Linked DNA regions of Homo sapiens: region 1 is linked to region 2. Evidence: chromatin loops called from intact Hi-C (ENCODE). Cell type or tissue: Calu3. All regions are shown on one strand. Each heading gives the region's core, and the rest is flanking DNA. Links, peaks and the distances in the headings are about the cores only.

The links. Peaks named below come from ENCODE experiments on the same cell type or tissue, not always from the same donor. Only the 100,000 strongest peaks of a DNase experiment are listed, where the experiment ranks them.
Region 1: a loop joins it to region 2, with 4 times the contacts of the local background. A loop is called at or near these places in 3 of 110 quality-filtered maps.

What each region holds. Positions count from the first base shown.
Region 1 is chr1:68,318,764-68,324,146 of GRCh38, forward strand. No RefSeq gene overlaps it. Among named protein-coding and RNA genes, the nearest start is that of WLS, 89 kb to the left of the region's middle. In Calu3, for the core only: a CTCF peak has its summit at 2,538 (motif pointing left); a DNase peak (open chromatin) is centred at 2,518.
Region 2 is chr1:67,850,806-67,856,188 of GRCh38, forward strand. The region is part of intron 1 of GNG12-AS1 (GNG12, DIRAS3 and WLS antisense RNA 1); the gene reads left to right. Among named protein-coding and RNA genes, the nearest start is that of GNG12, 20 kb to the left of the region's middle. In Calu3, for the core only: a CTCF peak has its summit at 3,000 (motif pointing right); a DNase peak (open chromatin) is centred at 3,016.

The DNA.
Region 1 (5,383 bases), core at 203-5,202, 470 kb after region 2:
GCCTCCTGGGTTCAAGTGATTCTCCTGCCTCAGCCTGCCTAGTAGCTGGGATTACAGGCATGCACCACCACACACACCCAGCTAATTTTGTATTTTTAGTAGAGACGGGGTTTCACCATGTTGGTCAAGCTGGTCTCGAACTCCCGACCTCAGGTGATCCACCCGCCTCGGCCTCCCAAAATGCTGGGATTACAGGTGTGAGCCACCATGCCCAGCTGCCAATCTCATTTATTTTTAACAGACATTTGCATTTTTAGTTGATGAGATGATAACAAGCGTCTACCAGAGAAGTGCCTGCTGTCCATGGGTTAATGAATTGGATTATTACAGCAGTGGAGGTGGGTCTCTTTCTTTAGGAAATAGTTGATCAATTTTCTTTGGCTTTCATAATCTTAAATTTAGATCAAGTCAGAGAAATGACAATATATAGCCTTTTGCTTTTAGGATAACAGTATTTTTCAATACACATAGACTTGTTTTGCAATAAATATTCTTTTTTTCTGATCTAAGTGCCACCATTTATCTCCTGTTCTTCTTTATATTTTGTATACACAAAGCCTAAATTGGGTTTGATAGTAGGAATTAAGGAGTTCCATATGAATGGATTTTCCAGACAAAGGAAGCTTACCTACATTATTGAAATTTAACAATTTTAGAAGGAAATCTTTCTAGGCTGTATCACCTACTTATCCATCACCTTTAAAAGAGTCTTGATATCTTCCCTTTAATAGAGAGCTGAGAACAGAGATTTGAAGCCAGACCGCTTTTGTTTAAGACCTGGTTCTGACTCTTACCAGCTGTGTGACCTCAGGCACGTTACTGTCTTGGTTTCCTCATTTGTAAAATAAGAATATTAGTATATTCTTCTTAAAGTAGTTGTGAAGATTGAAAGATAATATATATAAGGCACTTAAGACAGTGTCTGGTATATAATAATTACTAAGTATATATTAGCTCAAGGAGTCACAGTCTACAATGTGAGAGGGGGGTTGGCAGAAGTAAGATATTAATTAATGGAATATACAAGTGCATTTACCAACTTGTGATAAGTGATAGAAAAGGAAAGTACTAAGTGCTATTAGAGTGTTAACAGGGGAACCAGATTTAGCCTGGCATTGTGTTATAGAATTCTTTACATTTTAGTTTTTCCTACTGATGTGTGAATTTTTTGAAAGCAAGAAGCATGTCTTAATCTTCCTTATGTAACTGTCAGTAAGCACAGTCTCTGGCGCATAGCAGGGGCTCGAGACTACTTTGGAAGGAGAGATTAAAGGAAAGAAAGAAAAAATTCTACAGGCATCACCCGGAGAATATAAAGATATTCCAGGCAAGTATTCTGCAGGGGGTAGAGAATTATGCTCCTTGGTGACCCTGCCACCTGCAGAGGTGCAGTACCTCCCGCACAGGGGTCAGCATCCCAGTGATTCCTGGCATCTGCAGCTTAATGAGGATGTATCCATTTATGCATTAAGGTTCATTTCCCTTGTTCAAAGCAGTCCCTCAGGTCTTCCCGGAGGACTGGTTTGCTTATTTTATACAGGATTCTTAGAATACTGCTGACATGTTTGATAATCAGAGAGTCTTGGGAAGGGGGTTGCTTATCTTGGGGAAAGTCAGCGAGCTATGTTTGAAGGCAGGTTTTCTTCCTCTCTTGAGAGAGTTGAGCAGTTTGAAAATAGGCTGCCTTCAGCCTTGCTTGGAATCTGGAGTGAAAGAGAAATACAGGGATGCAGCACTGAAGGAGCCCTGCTGTTCTCCTGGCCTGAGGGCTGAATTGATTCCACAGGTAACCTAGCATGAGCCTTCCACTTCATATGGGAGAAAAGGGAGGAGCAGATGGCCAGGTGCCTTGCCCCAGGTCACACAGTGGCAAAGCCTGAAGCCCTCAGACTTGCACGCTCCCAGCTGACACCCTATACAACACATGGGGAATGGGAAATTGGAATCGACTTTAAAAAAAAAAATCTATGAATCAAAAGCCGGGTTTGTTGGGGCATACCTGTAGTCCTAGCTACTCAGGAGGCTGAGCTGGAGGATCACTTGAGCCCAGGAGTTCAAAGCTAGCCTGGGCAATATAATGAGACCCTATCTCTAAAATAATAATAATAATAATAAAATCTATGAATAAGTTAGGAAAGACAAGGAAGAGACTGACTTGTGCGAACCTCCAATTTTAAATTGTGTTAGCTTAGAAGAAAGACTATTTTTTAAAAATGTAATCAAAATAGTTGATGAGAACAACAGTAATACCAGAAAACACTTATATGTTATTTGTTATTTGCTTGGCATCATTCTGAGAGTTTTATATGTATAAATTCATTTAACTTCCATAACACTTCCTGGCCTAGATTTTATTAATTTTACACGTGAGGAAAACTGAGACATGGGAGCTTAAGCAACTTGCCCAAGGTCACACATTTAGTCGGTTGGAGAGTTAGAATGAAGATTTAGTTAAATATTTGCAGGAGCTGCGGAGTGTGCTGGCTAGCTGTCTTGCTGCTGCCACGGCTCTGCCCTCTGGCGGCTCACCCTGGCCCATGGATGAGGATGTCTGGCTAAGCCCAGGGCTTAATGGCCCTCTCCTGCTTTACAGAAGAACCCTGGAGTCGGGGCTCCTTGACATAAAACTGGTTTGTGTCCATAGGTTTATGACATTACTTTTTTATGTTGTCAGTGGGGCAGTGTCCTGGTAATTGCTGTCATTGTTCTATATTTGTCCCTGTATAGTCACTGGCTGAGAGCTTTCTTAAACTGAAACTCTAGAGCACTGAAGGATTTTAGATTTTTCTAGATACAAAATAGAATTTCAGGGGCATAGTGAATTTTGGGATCTGTCTTCAGCTTTCTTTATATCAGTGGAAATCCACCCCAGATATTAGAAATAAGGACCAGAAAAAAATTAATTAACTGTGATGGAGGAATCTAGTCATTGGACCAATTTGCTTTAAGAAACAAAAGAATTATGAAAAACTCAGAAATTTTTTTTTTTTTTTTTTTAGACAGGGTCTTTGTCACCTGGGCTGGAATGCAGTGGTGCAATCATGGCTGACTGAAGCCTCTACCTCCCCTGGCTCAGAGGATCCTCTCACCTCAGCCTCCTGAGTAGCTGGGACCACAGGCACGCACTACCACACCCAGCTAATTTTTAAGAAATATTTTTGCTGGGCATGGTGGCTCATGCCTGCAATCCCAGCACTTTGGGAGGCCGAGGTGGGCGGATCACCTGAGGTCGGGAGTTTGAGACCAGCCTGACCAACATGGAGAAACCTCATCTCTGCTAAAAATACAAAATCAGCCAGGCATGGTGGCACATGCTGAGGCTGGAGGCTGAGGCAGGAGAACCACTTGAACCTGGGAGGTGGAGGTTGCAGTGAGCCAAGATCGCGCCATTGCACTCCAGCCTGGGCAATAAGAGCGAAACTCTGTCTCAAAACAAAAAACAAACAACAACAACAAAAAAAAGCCAACATATTTTCGTAGAGATTACAGGCATGATCCACCACAACTGACTCAGAATTGTTTACAAGCCCTCAAGTTTGGAAAATCATCTGCAGATGTTAAGATATGTCCAGATAAGAAAACATCCAAATTGAACTGAGAGCACAAGGAACTACCCTGGACAGAATAAAAGTGAAAACTAGGTGAAAAAAAAATTAAAGAAAGGCAAGGGCATTACTGAATACTTACTATGTGCTAATCTTTGCCAAGGTACACTTCTCTGTCCCTTTAATGTGGTCCCATTCTCACTCGTTTCCCATTCTCAGATCTCACCTCAAAGCTTTGCTAAGAGAAGCAGTTAGGATCAACAAGAGAGTCTTGTTTCATTTCAGGAGCTCCACTAAGAAGGCTCCTGGAGTCGAACTTGTCCCAGGCTCAGAGGAAAGGGACGGTCAGACTCTATCCTTAACTAGGACCCAGGGGAGAAGACAGAAAAGAAAAAGAAAGTATGGAGGAAACAGAGAAGGTAAATTCTGTGTGGACTCAAAGGCAGCCTGTTGAGAACAGCAGCTGAACTGTTTTTAGCATCCTCTGGATTCCAAATGTGTCTGTGACCCAGCTACAAGAAAACTGGGCTCTTCCTGGTAATGGTTGATATCTGTATGCCCTTCCAGATCTCCGCTGCATAAAGGCAAAACTCCATCTAGTCCAACTGTCAGGATAGCCCTCTGTGCTAATTACACAAATAAGCAGGCTGAGATCTAGATAGCTTACCAAAACTCAAACAGCTAGTATAAGGCAGAATGAGGCCTAAAACCCAGGTCTGGTGTTTTGAAACCAAAACACTTTTCATTACTTCAGGTGCTGGTTAAATATCCAGCCCAGCACACAAATGCCCTCGTGAGTTAGGATACTTGTGTGTGTGTCTGAGTTCTCCATCCCTTTTCTGCCCCTCAGTTCCTCCTCCCAGGGGCACAGAGCCCTGATGTTGCCCTGGAGAAGGCCTTGCAACATCTGGAAGTCCAGGGAGAGTGAAGTGACTGCTGTGCCAGGTTGAGTCAGTGGAGGAACGCAGGCGTGTCAGCGGGTTCCCAGGGGCGCTTTTCATCACCGAGGCACTCAGTAACAGGCTATCAATACCATTCCGAAATAGAAAGCATCAAACGGCCCAGGCTGTGGCTTTGAGTCGCCACCGAGGTGGCCAGCACAGGAAGCATTAGCACGTCTTGCTTTTCTAGGAATAAAAGAACCGCAACTGTGTCCTTGAGTGTGTTAAACAATGTTAACTAGAGGGAAGGGTCAGGAGAGAGGTATGTGTGGTGGTTTATGGGCAGGAGATGAGAGAAACCACATGGCTCATTTGCCCGGCACTAATGGATCTGAAGCCAGGAGCCGGAGGCCAAGGGCACTGCTGTCTTGAAATGAGAAGAACTGAGAACAAGGGAAGTCCATTAGTGTCATGTTTGTGTTTCTCCTCCTCTGAAGCTGGATTCCAAGCTCACAGGGAGAAACGACCAACAGTTTTCATCCTCAAGAGCTTTTTCCCGTTAGTGTCAAATTATGCCAGTATGGAAAAGGCAAAAAAACAGCAGTATAAATGGAGGCATTTGGAAGCGTACTAGGAAGCCTCTCTCCTCTGCCCAGGGCAAAGCTCAGATGCCTTAGGAAGATGATTAAGTTGATATTTGGGGCAGGGGTTGCTCCTTCGCCCTTGACACGTGGATTTTCAGCAAGAGATCACCTTACTTACACAGGGTCTGAATCAAGTCCTGCTAACTAAAAAGTCAACCAAAGGCATCCAATTCACAATGTGACCTATTAATCAAGATCATCATGTACCTTAGCTCTGAGCCATCACTAATTTCACCAAAACAAAATTGTTTTGATCTATAGAAATAAAAAATAACATCTTTAAAATAATAACATCTAATATGTACAAGCACTT
Region 2 (5,383 bases), core at 158-5,157:
GCATGATCTAATCAGTGAAGCACATGAGTCATGAGAGGATGACTGACTCCCTTTCAGGTTCTCTTAGTACTTGGCTCCTGGAAGGTGCTCCTCCTTGATAATCCTTCCTCCCAACTGCATTGACATAGATGGAGTCTTTCTGCTATTGACTGGTCTGATTGGACAGGCAAGCCATGAAGATGGAGAGGGAGGAAGCTCCTGAATGGAATGTGGCTGCCGGAAAATCAGCCCCCTCCTAATACACTGCAATGAATTAAATTACTCTCTATTTAGTAGCTTTTCCTCATCTATTGGAACATGTACAATTGCTATCTGCTATGATCATGTATTCCCAGCCTTTCAGGTGGGATAGGTCCAAGCACTCATTTTGTTTGGAGCTTCACACAGTATGAATATAGCACAGATTTACCTAGGGAAGAAGTTGACTTGATGCTAGTGCCTGTGATTCAGCCACAGGGAATATTTATACAGCAAAGCCAGCCAGCTGTCCCCACTGTATTTATCTTCTTCCCCCTTTCCTACTAGCTCAGGCCACCAGATACTTCACTTTCTTTTATCAAAGTCTAAAATATTTGGGTGCTTTAAAAATAGGTTTTCAGAAATGTTACCAATTAACACTATATATATATATATATATATATATATTTTGTGACAGGGTCTGCTCTGTCACCCAGGCTCAAGTGCAGTGGCACAATCATGGCTCACTGGTGCCTTGACCTCCCTGGGCTGAAGTGATCCTCCCGTCTCAGTCTCTCGAGTAGCTGGGACCACAGGTGCATGCCACCACACCTGGAAAATTTTTTTTTTTTTTTGTAGAGACAAGATCTCCCTGTGTTGCCCAGGCTGGTGTCAAACTCCTGGGCACAAGGATCCTCTTGCCTTGGCCTCCCAATGTGCTGGGATTACAGGCATGAGCCACCGTGTCTGACCTAATTAATACTATTATTATCTAATCACATTGATTTTCAGTGGGGGCTTTCTATTTCATGTGGGGGCTTGCGAGGGGAGGGTAATAAGGGTATGGTGAGAAATGGATAGGAAATGTACCTTTATCGTAGAGGGAAGGAAACAGTTTTTTTGGTCTTTCACCTGTATTGCGAGTAGCAAAACATGTTCATGTTTTCAGTCTATGTGAGAGATTGCTAAGCGAGCAGGGTGTTAAAATGTGGTCATGTGGAAAGCAGGTTGTCATTCTTCCTCACACGTGCACAGCGTAGCTCAGTTTATAAGGCACACTATTTCATTGGCCTTTTATGTAAATTTTATATTGTAGGCAGGGTTGTTTCCTACATTTTTCTTCAACTGATGCTCAGAAATATCAGGCAACTTGGCTCATTCAACAAATTTCTACTGAGAGCATACTATTAATATGTGCAAGGCAGTGTTGTAAGTTGTGAAGGAAATCCCTGCCCTCATGCATTTTCTGTTTTAGTGGGGCGCACACACATAGATAAAATATATAATATACCAGATAGTGATGAGTGGCATGGAGAAAATAAAACGGGAACTGGAAAGGGGATTATGTGTGAGTGTGTGTTTGGAGGTGGTATTGTTGCTAATTTAAATATAGTGGTGAGGGAGTGCCTGATTGAGATGATGGTATTTTGGTAAAGACCTGAAGAAGGTGAGAGAGGAAGCTCTGTGGATAGCTTGATGAAAGAGAATTCTGGGAACAGGCAAGGACAGCTGCAAAAACCTAGAGGAAGAAACATGCTAGAGCAGAGCAAATGAATGAGACAGCCAGGAAATAAGATGGAGAGGTTAGGAGGAAGATTGAGGTCTTCGGGGCCATCATGAGATTTTGAGGAGGGGTACATGATCTGATCTAGATATCTAAGCATCACTCAAGGCATTGTGTTGAAGTTAGAATATAGAGGGCAAGGGTAGAAGCAGGGAGATCAATTAGGAGGCTATGACACTAGTCCGGGAGAGATGAGGATGGCTTGGATCAGCGGGACAGTGGTGGAGGTGTGAGAGGTGATTATATCTCGAGCCAACAGGGATTGCTAGTGGATTAGCTGAGAGAGGTGAGAGAAAGACAGGAGCGAAAGATAACACCAAGGTTTCTGGAAGGATGGAGTTGCTGTTTCCTGAATGAGAAGACTATGGGTCAGGCAGGTTTGGCAGAGGTAAGTGGAGGAAGAGATTTAGACATAAGTTTGAACTTTAAGTTAGACATCTCCATGGAGATGTTGAGACTTCAGTTGGATACACGAGTCTGGGGTTCAGTGTAGGGGTTCTGGCTGGATAAATAAAGTTGGCCATCTTCAGTATGCCGATATTTAAAACCTTGAGATTGGAGGCACTCACCAAGGGAGCAAGTACAGATAAAGTGGGAGTCTGAGGCCTGAGCCCTGGGGCCCTCCAGGACTTAAGGGTGGGGAAATGAAGGCAGGATGCATCAAAGAGAAGGAACAACTGGCGAAGGAGGAGAAACCATGAGGACATGATTTCCCCAGAGCTGCATGAAGAGAGTGTTTCACAGAGAGGGAGTGATCAACTGTGTCAAAAGCTGTTGATGTTTTATGTAAAATGAGGACTGAAAATGAGCAACTGGATTTAGCCAAGTAGCCCCAGTTATTCTATCCCGTAGCAGTCTTTTCTTCATTGACAGTATCTGGATTTTTCCCTCCCTCCCTCCCTCTCTCTTTTCTTCCTTCCCTTCCCTTCCCTTCCCTTCCTTCTCTCTTTCTCTCTTTATCTCTCTTTTTGTTTCTCATTTGCCTCTTTCACTGGATAGTAACAGTAACCCCTATAAGAACGGGGACCATGACTGTTGGGGGTATAGTGGCTGGCACATATTAGGAGTATGTTATGCAATTTATCTCTTTTGGTTTCTGTTTTGACCACATATTGTCCATTTCCCTTTCTCACCTTCCTAATGTTCCAAATCACTTTGGGGAATTTCCTCTCTTCTGTTGTGTGTGGTCTTGATGGGATGGCAAATTCTGTGTTTGCCTCCTACTGTGGAAGCCAAAGCAAGCAGATGCTGCCCCAGACCCCTACACCAGGGGGCAGGCTGCGTCCATCAGAGGCTCCTGAGTTATCCATGGACAAGAGAATGAGTTGAATCCCAGCATCTCTGTCCTCACCAGAGAGCCCTCCTGGTGAGAGCTGTTGCCATGGTTTCCATTTCCCAGGCCTTGGTGCTCCCCTGCTTCCTGCCATCACCAAGCCTGCTGCTCCAGCCCCTGTTTCTCTGAGCTCCCAGTATCCTTCCAGTAAATCCTCTTTCGCTTATGTTAACCAGAGCCAGTTACTATTCCTTTCAACTTAAAAAGTTCCCAACACCTAAGCACTCAATACACAATACTCAATACACATTTGCTGAATGAATGAAAAAGTATGGTTTTCATTTCATGAATGGCGAGTCTGAAGTTCAGAGAGGCTTACCACATGTCTAAGACCACATACCTTCCATCAATTCTTCTATGCTCCCTTTTCACATTCTCAGATCTCTGAAATCAGGATGCTTTTTACAATTGGCAGTGTCTTACAATCAAGTGGAAGTATTTTTCTGTTTTTAGTGGTATATAAAATAATGTATCTTATATTAGCTTAGATTCAATGAAATATGGTAGTCAGTATTGAAGTCAAAATTGAAACATATTTCAAAAGTCTGTACATCTTCGCTTTTCAAGGAGTTTATTATCTAGTTGGAGAAAAAAATAAGTAGGAAAACTCCACAAATCTTTCTCAAATACAGAGTAGGGTTTCATGAACACTGAGTGGAGGCCCTCACTAAAGCTGCAGGGGTACATGACTCTGAAGGGCTGAGTGGAGGAGCCACAGCGTGGGCATTTATGTTGATCTCAGCAAGAAAGATTTGGATGGATGGAAATATGAGAAGAATGGAGAGGAGGGAGGACTAGGTTCTAGACGATGGCAACCCTGCCGACTCTTAAATGCAGGTCTGAGCCACAAGGCTGAGTTTGGTGGAGATGGTTGCTTGGTGTCTCCCCTCTGACTCTTTCCCTTCTCCTTCTCCATGGTAAATTATTCTTCCAATTCTCCCTGTGTTCACCATTATAACTGTTTTCTGCTGCAATCTTTTTCTGGAAAGTTCCCCCCTTCCTACCTCCTGCCCATTCCTCCCAATCAGTTCAGCTCTTGTGTGTGCTGGACAGAAATCCCTCTTGGCAGCCTAGGCAACATAGCAAGACCCCCAACTCTATATATTTTTTTAAATTAGCCAGCATGATAATGCACACCTATAGTCTTATCTACTCTGGAGGCTGAGGTGGGAGGATCACTTGAGCCCAGAAGTTAAAGGCTGCAGTGAGCTATGATGGCACCACTGCATTCTAGCCTGGGTGACGGAGCAAGACCCTGTCTCAAAACAAGCAAACAAATAAAAAAGAAATTACTCTGGGATCCAGAAATAAGGGAAAATGTATTTCAGGGGGAGGAACAGCAATAAGCATGGAGGTGCAATGCATGATGTATGTGAGGAAGAGTGCCTGAATACCATGAAAGGGTAGGCTGGGAAGAGGGGTTTACTCATTCATTCAGGGAATGTTTGAGTATACACCAGGTACTGCTCTAGGCACTGGGGATAGAGTAGTGAAATAAAAATTATGTTTCTACCTTACAAGGCTTACATTCTAATAAGAGGAGATAAGCCATAAGCAAATAAATGTTTAAATACATATGTATATACACCTATGGAAAAAATGTCAGATGGTATAAAAGCAAAGAAGAAAAATGTGAAAAGGGTTAAAGAAGCAAGAGAGTTGGGGTGCGAGCTGCTCATTCAAATAGAAGGGCCAGGAAAGTCTTTTTTGTTAAGATAACATGTCAACAGGGAACTGAAAAAGTGAGTCAGAGTCTTTTGAATCTTCCGGTGGAAAGTGTTCCAGGGCGAGGGCACAGGAGATGCAAGGGTCTGGATGGGGGGTTGTGTTTGGCAGGTTTAAGGAATAGTATGTCTACCGTGGAGTGAGTGGGGACAACAGAGTGGCAAATGCATATGTGGTGGGGAGGTTAGCCAGGCCAGAACAGGTAGGCCTTGTTAGCATTGCAAGGATTTAAATTTTATTCCAAGAGGATGCAAAGCCTGTGGAGAAATTTGAGTGAAAGAAAAGGAATGAGAGATAGATGGGGCCTAATCCTTGTGAAGCTGCAATGCTGTCCCAAATAGTTTGAATCCGATTCTCCTATGTTCCCAGAATTTTCATTTCTGAATCATTTAAATTGAGCAGGAAATCTGTTCTAATGAATAAATATGTTTTGTTTTTTTTTTTTTTGAACACGGAGAGGCCTCCGCTTAGAACAGATGTAATGAAGTCATAGTTTGTTTTGACAGAAAGAGGCTATGGAAGGTTACACTTCCTCCACTCTGCCTTTGGTTGTCAAGGAGATACCCCTGGAAGCCTCTTCTTTT